Regions from separate parts of the Mus musculus genome. Here region 2 is linked to region 1. The links are chromatin contacts, found by Hi-C or POLR2A ChIA-PET in ENCODE. All regions are on one chromosome and are shown on one strand. The core of a region is the stretch at or near the end of the contact, and the rest is flanking DNA. Distances in the headings are between cores, read along the strand shown. Region 1 holds the start of Khsrp (KH-type splicing regulatory protein). Region 2 holds the start of Dennd1c (DENN/MADD domain containing 1C).

Region 1 (4,057 bases), core at 480-2,979:
CAGTGAATCTCACATCATACCCAGTGCTGACCTTGTCTATGTCTATCCCCAGACACTGTGGAGGGCTCCAACCCCACCATGCAGGGAGTCTTCAAGAGGATACTGAGCCAGCAGGGCTGGCCGGGGCTGTACAGAGGCATGACACCCACTTTACTGAAGGTGTTGCCAGCAGGCGGCATCAGCTACCTGGTGTATGAAGCCATGAAGAAAACCCTGGGTGTACAAGTCCTGAGCAGATGACCTGCCCTGAACAAGAAGAGAATGGAAGACCCAGTGTCCCTGAGTCTCAAAAAGCACTCCAAGGCTCAGGCTTTAAGGCCATTTTGGTTTGCAAAAACCACCCAGGACTCGGATTAGAAAAGCGCTGGGAGTCCTCCAATTGGGATTCTGAGTTGGGATTCCAGCCGGGTTTTTGCAGGCTTGTTCAAGAGAAGATGCAGACAATGAATAAAGATAGTTTTGGACGTCTGTGTCTGAGATTAGCTGGTTCTGGGTGGGAGCTGGGAGATGGGGTGTATCGTCTAGGGTGCTTGCCTAGCATTTATGAGATCCTAAGTTCAACCCCCACCCTGACGACTTGGGGATCAGGAGGACCTGAGATTTTGGGGTCCAGGCTAGGAGCTCTAGGGGTCTTGAACTCCGGTAAATGGACCTGGGACTTCTGGGCCCAGGGTGGCAACTGGAAGTTTGGACTCCTGTGGGAACTTGGGGTTCCTTCTTAGTCCAGGGTTGGGAGCAGGAGACTTGGACCCCTGTGGGGGGCCTGGGTCGAGGTTGGGAATAGGCTTGAAGTTTGAGGAGTTGGTGTCATGAGTCTTGGAAGTGAAGGTCCTTTGAGGGAAAATCTTCACCCAATTTCGGGCCACCACTCCCCCCACCCCCCAAGGCTTCGGGCAGGCCACGGGCAAGGCCTCCCCAAGCCAGGCTACTGGGGCGCTGACTTAAGGTCCTGCCCATAGTTCCGGCTGCTGAGCACTACCTCCCACGTCCTCTGCCACTCACTTCTGCTCCCACTAATCCGCTCCTGCCGCCTGGTAGCGGGTTCCACCCCAATGCAGATGCGCTTTCACTGGCTCTCAGCAAGCGGGCACTATTACTTCTGTTACTGCTATTTGTCCACAGAGGGGTCAATCATTGAACGCTTGCCCTTGTCGCTCAGCCATTGGCTCAGAAGTCAGAGGACAAGGATTCTGAGAAAAGTCACGTCCAAATCCAAGCGCATCCTCCAAAATGCTTCGGGGACTGGATCAAATGACTGCCAATCTTAGCAAGCACCGCCTCCTAAGTGTATTCATTAGCTGGTGTTGACGACTATCTTGCCGAGCGCCCGCCCAGCTCATCCCAGAGAATTTTCATAGGCTCCGCCCTCAAGGCCACGTGACTGATCAGAGCCGTCACTCTCATCCTAGAGCCGCCCCGAGAAGGTGGAACTCGCGCTTCATTGGGCCTCCTGACTTCTCGCGTGACTTCCAATTGCCCGCCCAGCGCCAGCAGCCCTGGGCTTATTGAGTCCTATCTTCGTCAGTCACACCGCGCCTCCCGCCCCCTGCATCTTCCGAAGCTCTGACTGGTCGCCCGGATTTACGGCCCACGATTGGCGGGCGTAGAGTGGTAGCCGTATACTACTGGCTGTTCCTCGGCGTCCGTCAAGCCGGTGGCGGGAGGAGGTGCCCCTCTTCCCCCTCCGCGACCCCCCCTCCCCGTCGCCTTCCCAGCCGCTGGCTTCCCATCGTGCTCCGCGGCCGTGTGGAGCGAGGCCTTGTTCCCGCGTTGAGCCGCCGCCGCCTCCGCCTCCTCAGCTTGAAGCCTCCGCACCAAGCCCGTCCCCGCCGCGCCATGTCGGACTACAACACCGGAGGTCCCCCGCCCGGCCCGCCGCCTCCCGCTGGCGGCGGAGGGGGAGCCGCGGGTGCGGGAGGAGGCCCTCCGCCGGGCCCGCCGGGCGCGGGAGACCGGGGCGGCGGAGGCCCTGGCGGCGGCGGCCCGGGTGGAGGAGGCGCGTCCGGGGGCCCCTCACAGCCTCCCGGTGGCGGCGGCCCTGGGATCCGCAAGGACGCCTTCGCCGACGCCGTGCAGCGGGCCCGCCAGGTGAGGGGGCCGCGAGGGCGCGTGCGCGCGCGCGGGGGAGGGGGCAGCGGCGCGCGCGGGGTCGCGGGAGGGTCACGTGGGCGGCGGGCTCGGGGCGGGGAGTCTGGGGCCGTCACGGTGTGAGGGTGACCCTCTGCGTGCGTGTAGTTAAGGGTGCGTTGAAGGGGGGATCTCCGAAAACTAGACTTTGCACTGGACGGTTTCTCTTGGGTACCAGGGCTTGCAGCCTTTGGGGTCCCTGAGACCCACCCCTGTACTTGCACCAGGTCTTCTCTATTAGGAGGGTTGCAGCTTTGGAGTTCCCACGATTTTTTTCCTGGGTGTACTAGAGGATTCCTCTAGGACCCATAAAGGTTGCAGTCTGGGACAGTGTCCCCAAGAGCCACCCCCCGAGCTTGCACCCGTTATTTCCATTCAAGATATAGGGTTTGCATTCTGAGGACCACTCTAAAGTCCAAGACTGTTTGTGATTTGGAGAGGTCTCCTAGTTTTCCAAAGGCCTGAGCTTGAATGTTATGAGGATGTCCCCAAGAATCACTCCTGGGTTTTCACTTAGGCACCCCCTTAGGACCCATGGGGTTCTAGAAACTGAGGCAGATCTGTAAGAGCAATTCCTGAGTTCATGAAGGATGGGGTCAGAGATGCTGTGAGACCCCTCTTTGAACCCTTGGAGTCTTAGGGTCCCCAAGGGCTTCTCAGGGTTTGTAAAGTTGCATCGCAGGATGGTAGGAGACCGCTATTCAGAGACCTGAGGGTTCAGAATATATTAGTTCCCAAGACGGAGTCCTAGGTTTGCACAGGGACTGAGCTTGGCCGTATACTTAGAAAGTGGGGGGGACCCATCTTAGCACACATTTGCACCCGCCCAGAAATTCAACTCCCTTTTAGAGGATCTTGCTTTACACACCATTACTCCTATTTTCAAGTCAAAACAGGTCCCCTGGCCCATTTCTGTACCTTCCCTAGGAAGGGATTTGGTAAGGGGTTGGGAGAGTTCTTTCTGATGAAGAGAGGACCGACCCTTTGTTAGAGAGCCTGGGCTTTGGGATGAGGTGGGGAAGGTGGACACGGGATCCTGCTTTTTACTGTTTGAATTCAAAAGTATTGTCTGTCTTTGGGAACATGCCTTGTTTTGATGACCGCATTTAAGAGTGTTATGTGCTGGTGTGACCTGGCTCAGCCTTGCTCACAACCCCACTCGGGTACATTCTGAGAGTTGGACAGGCCAGGCTTACCACAGATGCTGCTATCCTGGGGTTGTCCCAAGGCCTCCGGCCTAAGGACTGGCTCCTCCCTAGGTGGGAGGACCCATTGAGTTACTGCCCTCTTCATTATCACCTCTGCCTTCCTCCGAGGTGGGATGGGCTTTAGCGTGCCTTTTTTCTGGTCATCCCCCAAATTGTCTTACGAGGCAGCTTCCCGTGGGTAAGTGCTGTCAGTTGAGATGACACTCCCTGTCAAGGGTAAGCACAATTTTTTTTTTTGTTTTTTATAATAGCATAGGCCAGATCCTGAGTTCAGGATTTGGAGTGTGTTTGATGACTTAGGGGTGATGTATATATGTTCTCTGTGTACTTGAAACTCAGTGTGTGCCCCAAAGGGGCTTTTGTTTTGGTCATACTGGGATGTCAGGTGCCTTGAAGGTAGAAACTTGGCTGAGATTTCTCAGGATGATTTTGTAAAGATGTCCAGGGTAAAAGACAGGAAGGTTGTAGGGACCACATTGAAATCCTGTTTGCTGTCCAGGCCACTTGTGGGGGTGGTCCAGGAATCCCTGTCTTCCTTGGCTGCTGTTCCTTTTGCACTTGTGGTCACAGATCCTGACTGTAATGGGGACAGGGAGCCTATAGTTCTTAGAAAACTTGGGAGACATTCATAAAAGCTTCTAGAGTGTCTATGTCTGTGCCCACACTCCTCAAAATCAGGGAGAGCCACTCCAGGCCAAAGCTGGAGATAAACTTGAGAGTTG
Region 2 (4,057 bases), core at 422-2,921, 47 kb before region 1:
AAAGAGAGGCCTGTTGCCTGGGGTGAGAGAGCCCCTCCCTAAAATCCACCCCACCCTGCTCTCCCCTGCTGACCCTCCATCAATAAATGAGTCATTGCTTTGGTGTGGTTTCTGTTTGATTTAGTTTCTTCTCTGAGTGCAGCTAGGGAGTGGAGGGGCCCACCAGCCACTGAAGATCAGCTCCTGGAGTGGTGGGGTACAGGGATTGCAGAGCCAAACAGACCAGGCTAGACCAGAGCAACTCTGTAGTGTAAGATAAGCCACTTGCACACCAGGAACATGCATACTGGGGCCACAGTCTGTACTTTGGAAAGATGGACCTGAAGGTCACTGGATCTCCCCCATCCCGTCCCCCCCCCCTTTCCAGTGTGGCCACACTGAATCACTGAATGCATCTTCTGCATTTTGTTTGGTTTGGGTTTTGGTGTTTTTGAGACAGGATCTCCCTATGTAGAGAGTTCCAGGTTGTCCTGGGACTCACCGTGTAGCCCAAGCTGGCCCTAAACTCACAGAGCTCTGCCTGCCTCTGCCTCCTGAGAGCTAGGATTAAAGGTGTAGCTGATTGGCTTCTCAAGGATGGGTAGCCACGCTTAAGACTTCTTTTTTTTTTTTAATTTTTTTCAGTATAATATTGATTTTATTTCTAATTGTGTGAATGGGTATCTAGAAGCCAGAGGCTTCAGATCCACTGGAGCTGAAGTTGTGAACCACCCATGTGGTGTTTCACTTACATCCTGTGTGTCTTAATTAGGGTCTCCATTGCTGAGAAGAAACACCATGGCCAAGGCAACTCTTATAAAGGACAACATTTAATTAGGGCTGGCTTACAGGATCAGAGGTTCAGTCCATTATCATCAAGGTGGGAGCATGGCAGCATCCAGGCAGACATGGTTCAGGAGAAGGAGCCAAGAGTTCTACATCTTGATCCGAAGACAGTCAGGAGAAGACTGTCTTTTTTCAGGCAGCTAGGAGAAAGGTCTCAAAGCCCACACCCTCAGTGACACAGCTCCAGGAGTTCAACAAGGCCACACCTACTCCAATAAGACCACACCTCCTAATAGTGCCATTCTCTGGGCCAAGCATATTCAAGCCACCACACTGTACAATAGCAGTACATGCACTTAACTATGGAACTATGTCTCCAATCCCTGAAGCTAACTTCTTGGGGTACAGATGGAACCCTAAATTTGGTAATACCCGGGCCTGTCTGCCTGTCTTCAGTCAATTCTGTGACCTCTCTCAGTGTGCGTGTGGGGGAGTGTCTGTGTGTGCCCATGTGCTCACCTTACCTGGGTTCTGAGCCTCTCCTGCATTTCCATCAGGATTCCTGTGTGACTCCAGCGATCAACCTCTGTCAGCCTCTTTTGCTCTTCAGTGCAGCTGCCCCTTGTAAATGAAACCAAGAAGCAACACAGGGAAATGATGGGGGTGATCTTCACAGGCTTTCAATACCCAGGGGACTCAGAAAGAAAGGGCCTGGGTGTGGCCATGGGGACCATAAGGGTGAAGCTAGACTTCCCAACCTGGCCCTGTTTCCCATAGACCCTGTCCCCACCTAGGCTGTGAAGCCAGGACGCCTGAGTTCCTCACAGAGGGTGGGGGCGGGGGCCTCCTTTGGCTGGGACGTCACCCTGTTAAACTTCCTCTCTCAGCCACACAGGAAACTGAGCAGATCAGGGGCCCAGCCCCAAGCAAACACAGGCTCCCCCAGCCCCAGAAGCACTAGGGGAAAGGGCCCAGCTGGGCCAGCCCTGCAGAGACCATGGGATCCACAGAGACGTAAGAGCTGTCTTCCCTCCATCCTGTGCAGCGAGATTGCCAGACCTGAGCCGGGGTGGGGTTGGGGGAGGGCAAAAAACAAAAAAACTGGGGCTACAGCAGGGGAGGGCCCAGGAAGCACAGCTACCCACTGACCAGAGGGGCTTCTAGGGACCTGATCAGGCCATTCTCTTCAATTTTCCTGGCTCTAGATCTGTGTAATGAAACCAGGGACTTTAGGAGTATGACGCTCCAGTAAGGGTGGGGTTTTTAGGAAGGTGATTTCCAGGAGGGGATAGTCAGTGGTAAGGTGTGAAGGGTATGGTGGGAAACTGTCTGTCAACCTTAGTGGGGGACTCATGGGTGTCTGTGTCCGTACAACAATGAGATGCTTCAGGTGCTCATGTCAGGGTGGTGTGTGTAACCAGATGGGATATGGTATCAGCAAGACAGACACTTCCCTTGGTTTCTGAAAGCTAAGGCCTCAGCATCTTCTGCTAGATGCAGTAGACAGCAGGGAAGAGCAGGCTGTGGGGCTTGCAGTTCAGTGCCAAGACACCTTGCTCTTCTTTCTCTGCTGAGTGTGGGCCGCACAAAAATCTCCCAGAGACACAAGGACAAGCCATAAATATGCTCAAAGGCACAGGGAAAGAAGAGATAGGACTCACATGATACACACCTGAGACTCTGCCGTTCTACCCCACAGATTCAAGAGACAGGCACCAGAAAGAATCATAAGTATGTTCTTTTTATCCAAGTGCTTGTTACAGGCAGACACACTGTCACAGGCATGCCTTTATCTCTGACTCCTCTTGCTACCTTTTCTCTGTCTCTGTCTCTGTCTCTGTTTCTCTCTCTTCCTCCCTCCCTAACTCTCTGTCTCTCTGTTTCTGTGTCTCTCTGTGTCTGTGTCTCTCTGTGTCTCTCTGTGTCTCTGTGTCTCTCTGTGTCTCTGTGTCTCTCTGTGTCTCTGTCTCTGTCTCTCTCTGTCTCTCTCTGTCTCTCTCTGTCTCTCTCTGTCTCTCTCTCTCTCTCTCTCTCTCTCTTGGTCTGTCTGTCTCCCCCTGCCTTCTCTCTCCTCTCTGTCTCTAGCCCTCTCTTTAGAAACAGGGTCTCAGTATGTAGTTCTGACTAGCCTGGAACTCCTATGTAGATCAAGCAAGCCTTGAACTCACAGAGATCTACCTGCCTTTGCCTGGGGGTTAAGGGTACAGCCACCATGGCTTTCTCTCTTTTTCCTTCTCTTCTCTGACCCCGTACTTCAGCAGCATTCACACCTGGCTCCACCCCTCAGGGGGCCCACACCAACACACCTAGTTACACACGAGACAGGGAACAGGAAAACAGAAGCACACAGATACAGACTCAGAACACACACAAGCTAAAGCCCCCTCACGGTCCACAGAAGGCATCCCCCTGCCATGTTTGACTGGTTCTTTGAAGCTGGCTGCCCCAACTCCCTGGAAGAGGGTAAGTTAGGAGACCTGGGGCTGGAGAGATGGGAGGGAGGGTGTGAGGCCGCAAGCTCAGCAGCTGGCCCTCCCTACAGATCCCCCCATCCTGCGGCAGTTCCCTCCAGACTTCCAGGAGCAGGTAGGTATTCCGAAGGCATCCCAGGGCTGGTCCAGCAGAGGGAGGGGGCCATGGGCCTTGAACCCTGAACTGAGGGGCAAGGCCAAGAGGACTGGTGTACTGATGCTTCCTCCCTCTCTAGGAAGCCATGCAGATGGTGCCCAGGTTCTGTTTCCCCTTCGACATAGAAAGGTATGGAGGGGGCAGAGAGGTGGGCACACACACTCTTTGGGACCCAAAGCAGGACCTTAACAACTGAAGAATTATAGGCACAGGGGCACAGGGACCCAAAGACCCAAGAACTGAAGGGCAAAGGAAGCTAGGTGACCCCTCCACGAGGACTCAGAGTTTATGAGTGTGAGTGTGAGTGTGTGTGTTCATGGGTGAGCAGCTGCACGTGGCGGCCAGAGGCAGACCTCAAGTGTCATTTTCCAGAAACCATCCACCTTTTTCTGGTGTTACGTGAGCCATCTTACCAGCTCTACATTGGTTTAGTTTGGTTTTGTTTTAGATTTCTTTCCCGTGTATGGATGTTCTACCTGCACATGTGCACATATACCTGCATACCTAGTGCCTAGGGAGGTCAAAAGAGGGTATCAGTTCCCCCGGAACTTGGAGTTACATGCATCGTGAGCCATGGTGTAGATGCTGGGAGCCAAACTTGGGTCCCCTGTGAGAGCAGCTAGTGTTCTAACCACTGAGCCAACTCGCTGGTCTCTATACACAC

Evidence for each region. A loop is a pair of places that touch in the nucleus more often than their neighbours do. ChIA-PET counts read pairs that join two places held with the same protein, here RNA polymerase II (POLR2A).
Region 2: POLR2A ChIA-PET joins it to region 1 with 11 read pairs in embryonic stem cell. The contact joins the promoter of Dennd1c here to the promoter of Khsrp in region 1. A Hi-C loop is called at or near these places in 2 of 37 maps with a recorded cell type or tissue (heart and left cerebral cortex). POLR2A ChIA-PET finds 5 or more read pairs at or near these places in 4 of 5 experiments (Patski and embryonic stem cell).

What each region holds. Positions count from the first base shown.
Region 1 is chr17:57,029,179-57,033,235 of GRCm38, reverse strand. It overlaps Khsrp (KH-type splicing regulatory protein), which reads left to right and starts at 1,729. Exons shown (of 18, transcript NM_010613.3): 1 at 1,729-2,088. The coding sequence starts at 1,837. It overlaps Slc25a41 (solute carrier family 25, member 41), which reads left to right. Exons shown (of 7, transcript NM_175333.3): 7 at 53-464. The coding sequence ends at 240.
Region 2 is chr17:57,076,112-57,080,168 of GRCm38, reverse strand. Dennd1c (DENN/MADD domain containing 1C) reads left to right here and starts at 1,671. Exons shown (of 24, transcript NM_153551.2): 1 at 1,671-1,779; 2 at 3,164-3,228; 3 at 3,308-3,351; 4 at 3,473-3,522. The coding sequence starts at 1,763. It overlaps Tubb4a (tubulin, beta 4A class IVA), which reads left to right. Exons shown (of 4, transcript NM_009451.4): 4 at 1-108.